Regions from separate parts of the Homo sapiens genome. Here region 2 is linked to region 1. The links are chromatin loops, found by intact Hi-C in ENCODE. Cell type or tissue: ascending aorta. All regions are shown on one strand.

The links. Hi-C counts contacts between places; a loop is a spot of excess contacts. Peaks named below come from ENCODE experiments on the same cell type or tissue, not always from the same donor. Only the 100,000 strongest peaks of a DNase experiment are listed, where the experiment ranks them.
Region 2: a loop joins it to region 1, with 2.8 times the contacts of the local background. A loop is called at or near these places in 12 of 110 quality-filtered maps.

What each region holds. Positions count from the first base shown.
Region 1 is chr7:78,222,218-78,230,217 of GRCh38, forward strand. The region is part of intron 10 of MAGI2 (membrane associated guanylate kinase, WW and PDZ domain containing 2); the gene reads right to left. Among named protein-coding and RNA genes, the nearest start is that of DDX3ILA1, 240 kb to the left of the region's middle. In ascending aorta, CTCF peaks have their summits at 315 (motif pointing right) and 4,027 (motif pointing left); a DNase peak (open chromatin) is centred at 4,034; H3K27ac peaks cover 329 bases.
Region 2 is chr7:77,937,156-77,945,155 of GRCh38, forward strand. PHTF2 (putative homeodomain transcription factor 2) reads left to right here. Exons shown (of 19, transcript NM_001395272.1): 12 at 555-683; 13 at 2,875-3,147; 14 at 3,373-3,504; 15 at 5,545-5,631. Among named protein-coding and RNA genes, the nearest start is that of DDX3ILA1, 49 kb to the right of the region's middle. In ascending aorta, a CTCF peak has its summit at 3,684 (motif pointing right); a DNase peak (open chromatin) is centred at 3,670.

The sequences.
Region 1 (8,000 bases):
AAACCACGTGTTTTATGGGATAGCAAAAAATTGATGTTGATTTTTCTCTTCAGCAGCTGTTTCAACTCCTGTACACAATCTATCAGTAAGTTCTCTAGCTTGCCAGCTTCATGAGCTCTATGGAGAAAAATAACACAGAACAAGGAAAAATGAAAAACTGCAAACAATAAGTCACATTTCCTGGGTCCTTATTCTGGCAGGCACTTCACATCATGCCATTTAATCCTCACAACAACCACGTGAAGTAGGTTCTCTTAGCATCCCATTTTACAAATGAAGTAACTGCAGATTTAGAGATGAAAAGTAACTTACCCCCAGTCACACAGTCACTAGGTGGCAGAGCTAGGATTTTAAAACTACTTTTGAACCTAAGGTTCTTAATCATTGTTTGTTTTACTGCCCCCAAACACAGTAGGGTTTGAAAATGGCCAAGTGTGAATCTATGAAGGCCCCATCTCTGATTGCTAAGAAAACTAACAGTCACTTTATGTAGAGTCCAAGCTTTGCCATCTGATGCTTCTTAACACATAGGTCCTGTACTGTTGCAGGAAACTTCATGAGCTAACAAATGAAAAGCCAGAAAAGAGAATTTCCTTAGATTAAGAGGGAATTTATACCCAGAACATGGATATTTCTCAAGCCAAAAGGAAAACCAAATAATTAACACTGAGTGAAAAGTGTAATGAAAAGCAAAAATCAAATCAAACCACACCCATAAAAGTTACCCAGGGCTGAAGAGATAAATCAGAAAATAAACAGAAGAAAAATTGTCTCCCTCATGAAACATGGTTATGGGGGGATACTCTGAACAACACAGCTGTCAATATTTCTGTGGATCATAAATAGCCTCTCAATTGTCTGGGCAGTCAAAGGTGAACTGCTCCTGTCTCTGTCTGTTCATACCACAGTTTCTAGGTGTGCGGGTATCACACCTGGGCTTTCATCTTTTAAGACTTTTGAGTTCTAAGCCTGTATGTTTCTTCCTTTACATCAGTCTTCCTTTTAGGAAGATTAGAAAAACATGTATGTTTTCTCACTTTGTTCCCCAGACCATTTGTTCTTTCATTTTTCTTAAAATGCTCTCCACTTTTAAGAGCTTTCTGTACTAAAAAAAAAGTGCTCTCACATACTTGACCTACAGGTTTGAAGAACCACCCAGAGATATATTTAAGAGTTAGCTTTGAGATTTCTGAAAATAGAAATTATATTCTTAAAGTACTTGTAAAGAGGGAAGACATAAATAGTGGTGACAGCAATCCAATTTAGGGGAGAGGATAACTACCTCAAAAGTTCTGAAACTTTAAAGAAATATTAACAAGTTATGTTATCAAATAGTTCAAAGAAATAGTAACCAATAAACTGAAAATTTCAAAATATTAATATACTAAATAATCAAAAATAACCATTAAAAATGTTGATAAGGACTTAACAAGATAATTTACCTCACCAAAACCATTTACTGTAATGCCACAAGCCTCCCTATTTTATGATTTATGGCCAATATTTTATACTGCCCCTTTTTTTTCACAATGAAAACAGATTTATGGTATAAAAGCTAGTAGAAACCCAGAAGAGAATTTATGCATTTTTGAATCCAAAACTAAAAAGGGAACAGATGAGTATAAAATATCACTATTATATTCATCATCATTATTGTCTATTTTTATTAAAGCCACTGCTTTTCCCAGGCATGTAGGGCACTTTTAAAATAAAATTGCTCCATGTTTAAGCTTACCGACTTGGTACAATTGACTTGCAGAAGCAATTGCTCTCCTGAACATTTATTATCCCTTGGACCAAAATCATGTAAAGCCTTGGACTGCTTGATTCAAAGGCAAATGTTAGGGTAACGCTTTCTCATTCTCAATTCTACAGAGTACGTAGATTTCATTGTGAAATAGAATGGTTTGTTCAGTTGGCATTTTTGGAGTTTTGGATTGATTTGCCTCATCTGGGAATTGGAGTACAGGAGCAATGAACAATGTAGAATTTATGCAGAAACCAAACATTTTATTTATTTTATTTTCTTTAGGATGATTAAAAGTAAAGTTTTTACCTATGTGACTTGTGAGGTGAGTTATCAGGTTGTGTGGGAAAAAAGCTCTCCACTCGTTAGTCTTCGTACTCACTTAGTTTTACACAGTGAGTTATAAGTGCTCTTTTTTTGACCAGGCGCGGTGGCTCATGCCTATAATCCCAGCACTTTGGGAGGCTGCGGTGGACAGATCACTTGAGGTCAGGAGTTTGAGACTAGCCTGGCCACCATGGGGAAACCCTGTCTCTGCTGAAAACACAAAGATTAGCCGGGCATGGTGGCGTGTGCCTGTGGTCCCAACTACTTGGGAGGCTGACGCAGGGGGATGGCTTGAGCCCAGGAGGTGGAGGTCGCAGTGAGCCAAGATCAAGCCACCACATTCCAGCCTGGGCAACAGAGTGAGACTCTGTCTCAACAACAACAACAGCAACAACAACGTAAATTTTTTTTTTTTTTTTTCACCAAATAGTTCCCCTTTTTGTTTTGGAGGAAGTGTATCAGGTAAATAACAGACAGTTTTCCACCTTTGTCCTATTTCAACAGTCTCCATTCCCACCAAGGAAAAGCCTCACGGTGAATGGCATTTTTGGAAGTCCATGTCTCTACCGTCACTCAGCATCAAGTCACTGAAGATGCTGGGCATTCCTCCATGTTCTCAGGACCCCAGACTGTCATTCCCAGCAGAGAAATAGGTCCTGAGGTCTGGCTGCTACCCCCGCCTTCCCTCTGCTCACCTCACCTCCAACTTACACAGAATTGGCTCTGCTGGCCCAGTCCCTGCAGATATCCTGGAAGCAAACTACCTGCCGGCCTGGCTTCTGCACACTGCTTCCCTGGAGTCTTTCTTTGGGATACTGCACAAACTGCTGTAAGACCCAAGGCTGATTACTCATCAGAGATCACTTGTCAGCTGCAGCAGCCTTTCAGCTTGAATTCTTACCCCCTTATTTTCTGAGATTCCAAGTTTTTGTTTATCCCCGTGAGCAGGTTGCCTCTCAGACCATTGCTAGAAACACTATGCCTTGGTTTATCGTCAGTAGAGCCAACCAAGATGATTGTCTAGTGAAGACCCTTCCCACATTTAATTTTTTTATTTATAGATAATTTTTTTTTTTGAGACAGGGTCTTGCTCTATTGATTAGACTGGAGGGCAGTGGCACAGTCACCATTCACTGCAGCCTTGGCCTCCTGGTCTTAGGTGATCCTCCTACCTCAGCCTCCCGAGTAGCCAGGACTACAGGCATATGCCAACATGCACCTGTATTTGTGTTTTTTGTAAAGATGGGGTTTTACCAGAAAAATGTTTTGAGCACTTACTATGTATCTGGCTCCATGTGTTCACATTTCTGCACCTCAGAGTTTTAGAAATAGAACTGCTTTAGGCACAGTTCCAAAAGCAAAATAGCCTGAATATTTGTTGGGGTGAGAGTGCTTCAAAACCAAGTCCATATTTGGCAAGGACTGACCAGAGAGAGGTCAATTTCTTTCTAAACAGTCCAGTCCAGACAGCATTCTGCGCATGGGCTTCTTTTCGCCCTAGTCCACTTCTTGCTGAGTGATTAAAATATTTCTAGATAAATTAAAATTCTTCTTTTAGTCCTTTGAGTGTCCAAGGCAGATCTTGTTTTCTGCAATTCTTTGCTCCTGCAGCCACATTGTACAACGCCGAGGGTGCTGTTCACATGATAGATAAGTCTAAGACAGGGAGTGCTTCTCAAACAATCTCTGGCAAAGACCAGTTTTTAAAAAAATTCAAATCCAAAAGCCAAATGTTTGTAAAGAAAATTATTAGAAAATTAAAAGAGAAAAATATAAGCCCCTGTTTTAAAAATTGATTCAACTGATATAAAATTACTCATGTCAATTTGCCATATGAGTTTTTAATGCTTAATTTCAATTTTTTATGTCTTTCTTTGAGCACTGGTGACAGGTTTCTGGACCACTCCCAGTCAATATGCCACCCTCACAGGTCTAGGTCATAGATTCTGTGCGAATGGTGCCCCCTACCGGTGTGCAGTGCAGTTTAACTGAATGTCAGAGAGTGACTGCAGAAAGTATACAAATGTTTAAAAAAAAAAAAAAAAAAGTGGCCAGCAGGAACTTCTCTCAAATGAGGCTTTGGCATGATAGGCAAATTAATGGATTATAGACAAAATACAGGCATTACTCTCCTTATTTCAACTTTATAGCTGAGCCTTGAGACCAATTTGGAGTTGGGACTTTACATTCATGCTCGTTAGTGATTCAGTGCCACTGGCAGCGAATGAGACCTTTTTCAGTTAATTCAGATATTCTGGCTGAAGTCCAACCCTGGTAATTGCCTCGGCCTACGTGAATGTCTCCCACCACCGAAATTATATTTCCTCTCTTAAACTACCGTGTAATATCACGGTCTGCCTTTGAATAGCTGCCATTGTAAGCTTTAGAGGTAACTACCTTTTCCTGCCAGGTAAAACAATTTTAAAATGCACTGTGCGTGTGTATGTATATATGTACGTATTTCTCTGTGAGGCTTATGAACATATAAATGGCTTCTCAAGGAAGAAACTGTTAGGTAAATGTACAGTCAGATTGACACTTTTAACAGAACTAGAGTTTCACTGGACATTTGCACAACAAGGCTGAGGGGACCATGGAAATGAGTTTTCTGTAAATCAGATGTGAATGCCAATAATTGCAGGGTTGGGACATGCATGATTAAATGCATGGGTTTTAAAATCAGATTTTAGTTTGATTATAGATATTTTGTGGGACAGCATCATTAAAAAGAGAGACTTAAAAGAGCTTTAAGAAAAGTTTAGGGCATAAATCTATTCAAGGCTTCCACCCTCTCCACAATTTTGGTGTTTCTATTCTTTTCTTGTACAGTTGGTGTAAAAAGGGCTGTAAAAGTATAACTCTCTGAATATTCATTTAAAAATAGTTTCTTAGATATATTTTTCCTTTTTGAGTCTGATTCCACATTGTTGTCAGTCATTTTTCTAACACATGTTCTTGATATGTTGATAAAACACCTACACTGGTCATCATCATTGCTCATTAGAGTAAGTCTGGACTCTCTTGCTGGGCATTCAAGGCCCTACCGGAGGATCTGTCCCTATTTCAATTACCCAACAGTATCTTGATTACATCCCAGTATGAACTTTCACCAGAGTTCTGCTCATCAAAGAACTTCTCTAACTGGACCTAGTCCATCTCACCTCTAAGGTCTCATGACTCACAGAGCTACTCAAAGTGGGAAGTCCTTTTCCCCCTTCTCTGTCCATTTAACCTTAAATCCTTGTCCACCTTTAATCTCACCTTCAGGCGATTCTTTTCCTAAGTTCCTCTCACTTTTATTTGCATCATAGGATTTAGACTTTAAGTATATTTCTCTTTTAATATTTATTGGATATTTCATGTGCATGAACTCCACCTTCCTAATGAAATGATGTTCTCTTCACAGGCATGAGTGAAATAGAAAAATATAATTTCCCCCCTTCTTGTTGTGCAGAAAGCCTGGGTAATCCTCCCCTCCACTTCTCATTTGTCACTCTTGTCTTCTCTGTCACCTGAGGAAGTTGTGTCATAGAAATACCATACTGCCTTCTTACTCAGTTGTGTGTGTGTGTGTGTGTGTGTGTGTGTGTGTTTTAAACCCTTAGAAGCATCATTGGTTATTGTGAATGCCTAGACAACAGACTGGCAAAATTTTTCTGTAAAGAGCCAGACAGTAAATATGTTAGGCTTTGCAGGCTACATGATCTCTGTTGCAACTACTCAACTCTGCCCTCACAATGCAAAAGCAGCCATTGAGAATGCTCAAACCAATGAGTGTGGCTGTGTTCCAATAACATTTTATGGACATTGAAATTTGAATTTTGTACAACTCCTACCTGTTACAAAAGAGTATTCTTCTTTTAACATTTTAAGACATTTAAAAATGTAAAAACCATCCTTAGCTCAAGAGCCATACAAAAGCAGATGGTGGACTGAATTTGGCAAGAGCCATGGTTTGCTGATCTCTGACCTAGATCACTGTTTCCTAAGTTGCGGTCCCTAAACCATCTGCATCAGAATCACTTAGGGTTACGAGTTTATAGAAAATATAAATTATGGAACCAGTGAAGGAGAATTTCTGAAGAAATGAAGGCTATTAACCAATAGTTGTGGCTCACCACATCTAGAATGGTTATGATGGGTTGGCCTTTTGAGTTAGTATTTGGGAATCAGTAAGCAAGGTTCTAACAGGAAGGGGCAATGATAGAGCAGGTTCCTTAGAGACCCATTTTACAAGACTCACAACCCAAGAGGGGCAACATCAACAGCAGAGACTCCATGCTTTAAATCAGCATTTTAGAAATTTTTTAGATGCTGAAAATACAAAACTCAGGGTTTCCGAGTGTTTATATTTAAAATACTTGTTATTGAGAATATCAGTAGATGTGGCAAATCTTTATTTAACTAAAAGTCAGTAAAAGTAGAAATATATTTATGGGGAAGGAAAAAAACACTCATTAAATATAATGTATATGAGACTAAAATGTAAATAAGAAAAGATCTTTATGATCCTGCCCACATTGAAAACCTTTGTAGCTGAGGCCGTTGTTACCTATGGTGAATTCCAGAGTAATTATTTCATTATGAGGAAACAGTTTTGAAGGGAAGATGTAACATATTTCTTGGATAACTTCATTTACCTAATACACTAGATTATAACATAAACATCTTCTAGGAAGGTGGAGACCATCTAGAATCTCGTGCCCACAGGGGCCTTTCGGCCAATGCAAATCAATTGAGGCTGGAATATGGCTCTGCCTGAGCAGAGTAGATTTGATGGTTTCTGATCTATAGACCATCATGACACACATTTTGCAACTTATTCCCAAACTCAAAAGAAATGGATGAGGGGAGAGAATGGGAATGGTCTGTTAACTGGGGACTCTAACTGCCAACACCAGCCAAGATTTATTGAGCACAGCTTTTGCACCAGGCACTGTGCTAAGTGCTCTATGTGGATTTTCTTGTTTAGTCCTTGTAATTAGCACACTGATAGCTCCATTAGAGGTAAGGAAACTGAAGTTTGGAGATCCTAAGATACATGTGGCAGATCACACAGGCCAAGTGAACACCAAGATTTGAACTCAGGGCCTGTGTCCTAACAACCATGCTGGGCTGCCTCCCAACACCTTCACTTTGCAAGGAAATCAGGCTTTGGTGGGTTTTCTTTCACTCTAGCTGAGGAAGAAACCACATACTGGGCTCTGTGTGGATTCTGGACAAATGGGGCGAGCTTCACGTCAAAAAGGCCAGCACTATGGTGTGGCACTGTGCTAGGTCAGGAGGAGACAGCCCGTGGTCCTGCAAGGACACTGAGCCTGTGTGACAGCTCTGGATCACTCTGCCAAGGAGGGATAGGCTGTTTTGGCCTTTTACAGTAATATTTGTTTTGGAACCAGTAAGCCAGGTTCCTAAATAGGAAGGGACGATGACAGAGAAGGGTCCTTGTGATCTATCTTACAAGACCTCCAACCCAAGTGGGAGACACCAATAGAAGTCACTGCAGGTGTCATAAGAGAGAGCTCCTGGATTCTGGCAGAAGTGGTCAAGCATGTCAGATGAAAACTGAGACTCCAGACACAGATTCGGAGGATCCCCAGCCATTCTTGGCCAAGAGGTCCACCAATATCTAGTAAACAGGGATTAGTGACCCACAGAAAAATGACGATTAGAACATGGTTCTAATAAACGTTCAGTTAACAGTGCCTACGTTAACTGTTAGTAAACTGCATATATTTGAATCGACACATTGTCCTTTTTTTTGTCCTTATTAATTTCTCAAGTTAAAGAATGCCTTCAAGTATCGCTCAGGGGAATAGCACTAGAACTAATTAGACCAAACACTGTGCTCATCTCATCATGCCTGATAAGGCAGAGCAGAAAAATTCTCCCTAACACTCGAGGGCACTGTTTTGAATTGCATTAA
Region 2 (8,000 bases), 290 kb before region 1:
TTAAACGTTAAATATGTAAGGAAGAGTCTTTTTTGGGATAAGACTAGCACTATATGGTCTTTCAAAGAGATTCAAATCTCAGCTGTCATATTCTTTTTTAATGATCATAAGTTGGACAATGATTACTATGAACAAGTTGATATCCATTTGTCTTTTAGCATTAGTATATTGCAGCTGTGTAGACTGACAACTAAGTACTTTTGCTGACATGTTTTAGTATATTTTTGAACATAGGTTGACTAATACTTGTTACAGAAAGTTCTCAACTTGTACAGTTTCATAACCATGTAACTTCTTATGATATCTGTTCAGTGTATATGCTAACTAATTTTAAGATAGAATTTTAGTGTCTTAGAGTTGTGTGTATAAATATATTAGCTGTGCACAGATCTATATATTCCATTTATAAAACATGATAAATATATTCACCAATTTTTATTTTTAGTGTCATTAAAATTGTGTGTGTATATAGAGATATATATACAACTTTATATACACACATTTTATTTATTAAATGTGATCTATATATTTACTAATTTTTTTTTTTTTTATAGAGTCATTTGCCCTGGCTCCATAGTTCCCACCCAGGATTAGAAAAAATAAGTGCTATAGTATGGGAAGGTAATGATTGTAAGAAAGCAGACATGTCTGTACTTGAAATCAGTGGAATGATAATGAACAGAGTGAGTTTTTAAATTTTATTCTTGTAGTTCAAGGGTAAGACTTAGTAATTATATATAAGATAATTACTGGAATATTATATTAGTAACCTTCTGACCTCATTTCTTCACCCTGAAAAAAAAGTTACATGTGTGTATTTGTTTCTGTCTGTAATTTAAACAGTGATTTGTCACCAAACCACTCTCATCTTCTAGTGTTTTCACTTATCTGACCAAGAATAGATGATACGGTCTATAATTTTTCTCTTTTATCTTTTTCTTTCTTTTGAAATTCAGGAGCTTGTTAGATATATACAGGTGTTAATAAAGACTTTTCTTTGGACTAGAGATTGTTGTTACAAGAACTTTAAAAATAAAAAAATAATTAAAAAGACTTATTTTTCTGTATCATTCTTACTGGTTCATTTGTTTAATAGGACTTAAGACATGAAAAAATCAAACTAGTAAATTTGCATTCATACTTGCTTACCTACTTAAATATATAGAAGTAATGCAGATAGTGGTAAAAGTCTTGAGTAGTTCAAAGAAGTCTAATTGAAATACTGTGGATTAAAATTTTATTTTCTATTATTTCTTTTTTCAGATAATTACTGATTTTTAAAATGTGTTGATTGGCCGGGCGCGGTGGCTCACGCCTGTAATCCCAGCACTTTGGGAGGCTGAGGCGGGCGGATCACAAGGTCAGGAGATCGAGACCATCCTGGCTAACATGGTGAAACCCCGTCTCTACTAAAAATACAAAAAAATTAGCCAGGCGTGGTGAAACCCTGTCTCTACTAAAAATACAAAAAATTAGCCGGGCGTGGTGGCGGGCGCCTGTAGTCCCAGCTACTCGGGAGGCTGAGGCAGGAGAATGGCATTAACCTGGGAGGCGGAGCTTGCAGTGAGCCAAGATCACGCCACTGCACTCCAGCCTGGGCGACAGAGCGAGACTCCGTCTCAAAAAATAAATAAATAAAAATAAAATAAAATAAAATGTGTTGATTTCTCTGGACTTGTTTTTAACTTGCAATTTCTAAATTTCTTTGGTGCATTATTGTGCTTGAACTCTTCTCCACACTTTGTGTAAGACAGGAATTATAATAACTGGGTCTAGAAATTGATAATACTCCCTATAACATATCTCAGTGTGAGCAATTAAAAGCAGTTGACGGGGAAGTCTCTGGAATCTTGGATCTAGTTTGTGCTCTGTAACTTAATTACCTGTGAATTGGCAGATCACTTAACTTACAATGGTCTCATTTATCTAATATATATTATAAAAAGTTGGCTACATGATAGTTAAGATCTCTTTTAGTTCTGCCAGTCTAGCATACTGGAAGCTTTTATATTGTCCCATTATCTAATTTCCTTTTTTAAAATAATTCCCTCACCTTTTTCCCTTTCTGTTTAATTTCTTCTTCCTTCTATCATCTCTCTTCTAAAATGCTTTTAGAGTTTAAGGAGACACTTATTTATATATTGGACTATTCAAAGAGAAATGTAAGCGGCTGGGTGTGTTGGCTTATGCCTGTAATCTCAACACTTTGGGAGCTAGAGGAGGGATGATCGCTTGAGCCCAGGAGTTAAAGACCAGCCTGAGCAACATAGTGAAACCCTGTCTTTACATCTCTACAAAACCCAAAAAATTAGCTGGGGGCGGTGGTGTATACCTGTAGTCCCAGCTACTAGGAATGCTGAGTTGGGAGGGATCACTTGAGCCCATTATTGTGCCACTGTACTCCAGCCTGGGCAATAGAGTGAGACCCTGTCTCAAAAAAAAAAAAAAAAAAAGAAAACAGAAAGAAAACCTCAAGTTACAAATGTACAAACGTATGAAATAAGTGTAATGCTGAGTTTTTTCTTCAATGAACTGAATTTCAGTGGATATGAGATCTCATTCTCTTTAATATTGCAGTATTTATGAATATTTCTAACTTGAAATAATGAAATACATAAATTTTTTTCAAGATCTGGATGACAGTCCTTTTGCCATCTACTTAGTAAATTAGCGATCTGATAATTGTTTTTAAGATCTGAAGAATTAATGACATTTTATATGTAGTAGGCTCTCAAACTTGAATGGGATTCAAATTACTCAGAATGAGTATATTTTAACAAATGATTTCATATTGCTATAAATAATTCTACTGTAGATAAAATTTATGGTATAATTTTATTTTTCTTTTCTCTCTCTTCCCCTGGCTCCCTCAAGGTGAACAGCCATATACCAGGAATAGGATACCAGATTTTTGGAAATGCAGTCTCTCTCATACTGGGTTTAACTCCATTTGTTTTCCGACTTTCTCAAGCTACAGACTTGGAACAACTCACAGCACATTCTGCTTCAGAACTTTATGTGATTGCATTTGGTTCTAATGAAGATGTCATAGTTCTTTCTATGGTTATAATAAGTTTTGTGGTTCGCGTGTCTCTTGTGTGGATTTTCTTTTTTTTGCTCTGTGTAGCAGAAAGAACTTATAAACAGGTGGGTATAATGTAGACTTCCGAATAAGAATATTTTATCGTTTTCATAATATTAAAAGTATTCCTGAAGTACTTTATTATTTCATTATATCATTTTTACCTAATTATTTTTTATTTTGCTTTTATAGTACCTAACCAAATAAAATCTTAACAATTCATATTTTGTTAATTTTGTTTTTCTGTGGTAATCTACTTGAAAATTAATCCTCATCTTAATCTTTTTTAGCGATTACTTTTTGCAAAACTCTTTGGACATTTAACATCTGCAAGGAGGGCTCGAAAATCTGAGGTTCCTCATTTCCGGTTGAAGAAAGTACAGAATATAAAAATGTGGCTATCTCTCCGTTCCTATCTTAAGGTAGAATGGGAGTGATAAAAGTAGCTTTAACATGCTGGCCCTTTCTGATAGTTCCAGTTTCTTTATCAATATATATTTGTCTCTAGATGTATAGTAACCAGCTTTTACTCATTCAAAAACTGGATTAGGGATTTTGTTTCTACTAGCCTGGTTGTCACAAGCCAGCAGAGGGAGCCCACTACTTAAAAAAGAATTTAAAAAAAATAACCAATGAGTTTCCTCACAGAAGTGACCTATTACTATTTTAAAATATTAGTTTGCAATTCAGTGTCATTCTTTTCATGTCATTATTTTCCTTTAATCTTTTGAGTAATTTTCCTAATTATGGAAGTATGATATAAAAACTCTGGAGGGAAGAGGGAAACATCTAAATTGGTTTTAGGAAAACACTTTTTTTCTGAGGATTACTTCTTGTTATTGCATTAAGTAGCAGTAGAATGTCATTATATATGGAGTAATCATGCAAATTCCAATGATATTTATTCACAGCACTGTCTGTATCTTAGTAAAGTTGACCTGAAGACCAATCATCCTCTGACATACCTAGATCTTTAATGCTTTATATTTTGAAATAATAATCAAAGAAGCCCTAATAATAATAATGCCCTATTTCTCTACTCTTATATTTAAAAAATTCATTGTTCTGTTTATTAATTTAACTTGTTAAATTTAGCTTACTTAGTGTCACTGCTGCAAATTGGCATGGATATTTTTTTCCTATGACATATCTGTTGTATGGAGGGATGAATCTGATCGCTTGAATTCGTCCAAAATTTCCTCCATTGTCAACCCTAAGCAGGTGTTACATTCTTTTGTACATTGATTATTTTATTCCGTAAACACTTATTTATGTTAACCATGTGCCATTCATTGTTGATGAGATGAAAGCCCCTACCCTCATACGTAAGCTTATACTTCAGTGAGGGAATGTAAGCCCAGACCTAGGAATTATCCTAGTTTAATCTCTAGTCTCCAATTTATCACCAATTCCTATCTTTTCTGCTCCCAAAATATATCTTGAATCCATTTGCTTCTCTTTGTTCCATTTCTGCCACCCTCATTGAAACCATCAATCATCTTCTACCTCATGCTACTTCAGTTACCTCTTACCTGGCATTCCAGCATTCACATTTCTTCTTTTCATTCCTTTCTTCAGTCTGCCACCAGTGATCATTTAAAAATGTATATTTGGCCCTATATTCTTAAAACTTTTTGGAGGTTCTTCATTTCTCTTAAGATAAAGCACAAAATCTTAACAAGGTTTATAATGCCCTTTATGATCTAAGTTCTCCCTTATTCACCTGTCTTTTGTTTCATTTTGAAACACTCTCCTTCCTAGTCCACTACATTCCAACCATTTTAGACTGCTTCCGTTCTTTACATGAGCTGTGATCTGTCCTGCTTTATGTTCTTGCACATGCCCTTCCTTCTACCTAGAACACTGCTGTGTGCCATCATGCCCCTGCCCCTCCCCCTTAGTTTGGTGTAAATATCACTTCCTTAGGGAGATCTTCACAGGCCCGCACTCCTAACCCTCAAATCTAAATGAAGTCTCCCTGCCAAGTATCTCAAAGCATCCTATGTCTTTCCCTTTTAGCACTCATCACAATTTATCACATATATCTGTGATTATTAACTTGATGTCTCACTCCCCTCCTAGTTCCTGTGAAGGTAGAGGGACCATGTGTTGTTCTCTGTTGTATTTGTAGCACCCAGCACAGTATCTAGTGCTAAGCAGGTGCTTAAGAAATATTTGTCGAATAAATGACTTGTGTTTGACAAAATGAAGTATTTGAAAGTTATACCAATAATTTTATGCTATATAAATATAGATACCCTTTTAACTCTGTTGCAATTCCTCAGGAAATCATAACACTATCATTAAAATTTGCCTAACAAATTAGGTATATTCAACATTGTGGGCTGTGATCAACTGATGGTGATGAGTCAACACCTTTATTGAAACCATGGAAATTATCTGCTGATTAGTAAATATATTTTAAAATGTTTCCTTTTCTCCCTTCCACCCACACCCTGCAGCGTCGAGGTCCTCAGCGATCAGTTGATGTAATAGTTTCATCTGCTTTCTTATTGACTATCTCAGTTGTATTTATCTGTTGTGCCCAGGTGAGTTAACTCGCTCCATGTAGAAATTAACCAGATATATAAATATTAACTTTCAGATTAATAAATAATCAAATAATAATATAAGTAAGCCTAGTTAGAAAGTAAGTTTTGAAGTTACCTTTTTGCAGTTTTTTTGGTAGAATAAATAAGTGCATCTTATCTCTGTGCCATGAACAGTGAGCATGTATGCTCAAATGTCTGTTGAATGAACACAGATTAATTAATTTTTGCCTAGAATCCTTCTCATTATCTTTACTTCCCAAAAGAAACGTATGAGTTATGAAATTGTCCCATGAATATCCAATTTATTCATGTTTACTATTCTTTTCTTTCTTTCTTTCTTTCTTTTTTTTGAGATGGAGTCTCGCTCTGTCGCGCAGGCGGAGTGCAGTGGCGCGATCTCGGCTCACTGCAACCTCCGCCTCCCGGGTTCACGCCATTCTCCTGCCTCAGCCTCCTGAGTAGCTGGGACTACAGGTGCCCACCACCACACCCGGCTAATTTATTTTTTGTATTTTTTTTAGTAGAGACGGGGTTTCACCGTGTTAGCCAGGATGGTCTCAATCTCCTGACCTCGTGATCTGCCCGCCTCGGCCTCCCAAAGTGCTGGGATTACAGGCGTGAGCCACAGCGCCCGACCTATTCTTTCATTTTTTATACCTGAATTGTTACTGTGACTTAACTGCTGCATACTCTGAAAAAGAATTTTTAGTGACCCAGCTTAGTTAGGGAGTACAAAAGTATCTCAGGATATGCACTGCTATAATGCAGGGGAACATGTTCTCAGGGTCTCCTGAGGGTTGTGTCATGGGCCGTGTAATATTAAAAAATAAGTTTAAACGTATTAAAATTTTAAAAACAAAAATAATAAAATATATGCAAACCTCCATTCCAAGTAGTATGATGTACTAGATTATCTGAAAATTCTTCTACTTTAAAACATCAAACAGGCCGGGCACAGTGGCTCACACCTGTAATCCCAGCCCTTTGGGAGGCCAAGGAGTGCGGATCACCTGAGGTCAGGAGTTCGAGACCAGCCCGACCAACATGGTAAAACCTCGTCTCTATTAAAAATACAAAAATTAGCCGGGCATGGTGGTAGGCGCCTGTAATCCCAGCTATTCAGGAGGCTGAGGCATGAGAATTGCTTGAACCCAGAAGGCGGAGATTGCACCACTGCACTCCAGCCTGGGGGATACAGCAAGACTCTGTCTCCAAAAACAAACAAATAAAAAAAAAAATCAAACAATGCTCGGGGGAACCCTCAGCTTTTGAATGTACATATTGTGTACATATCTGAGTTCATAAGATAATAAAGGGCCAAAAATGAAGACAAAACTGAAAACCAGAGCATTTAAGAATAAGCATTAATGCTATGGCAGCATGAGAATAAGAGAGTGAAGTACATTGCCAGTATTAGTATTGTATCCCAGAGACTTGAAATTTTATGCCCACGTAGGACAGGAGATGAGGCCTTGACCTGTGTACCTCCCTACTCACACCATGAAGTCAAACCCTCAAAGATCTACAGCCTCAGTGAAAAGTTGGATAAGAAAAACAGTCTGCTCACCAGCACTGGACGACAAGAAGGAAGCTTATCTGACTCTGGATGACAAGGACGGGGGAAAAGTCTCTTCTAAGAATATATAATTATAACTCTTCCCTTACTACAGGTTTAGGGTTCATATTGACATTATACATCTTGTCCTGTAACCCTCATGTCAAAAAGTTAATATAAAAAGTGGTCCTAGGCCCCTGGATACCTGACAGAAGCAAAACCAAGGCTGTTTGGAGGCATGCGACTTCAGCCTAGACCTCACGGGAACCACAGATAAAGCTCCTTCCGGTATCAAAACATAGGAAGAAACAGTCTAACATGAAGGAGTCAACAGATAAACCCATAGCAGGATTAGATCTCCAGCTATTTCAGTTTGATCAGGTGGAAACTAAGTTTGTTTACAGTGATGAAAGACATAGATAACACTGTGAAAAAAGAACAGATAAGTTTGAAAAAGAACTTCAGACAAATGAAAAATACAGTTATTGACTTTTGACTTGTTTTTTGCTTTTCACTGCTGGAACAAAGTCACTGACTTTTAAAACACAATGAACAGAATAAATAGCAAATTAAAGAAAGCTAAAGACATAGTGAACTGGGAGGTGAAAGAAATGACTAAAATACAGGACAGAGATAAAGAGACAGAAAATGCAAAATGGATATTTAGACATCGTGGGAGATCCAACATAGGTCTAATAAGAATTACAGGAGGAGGCTGGGTGTGGTGGCCCACGCCTGTAATCCCAGCATTTTGGGAGGCTGAGGCAGTCAGAGCACTTGAGGTCAGGAGTTCGCAAGCAGCCTGGCCAAT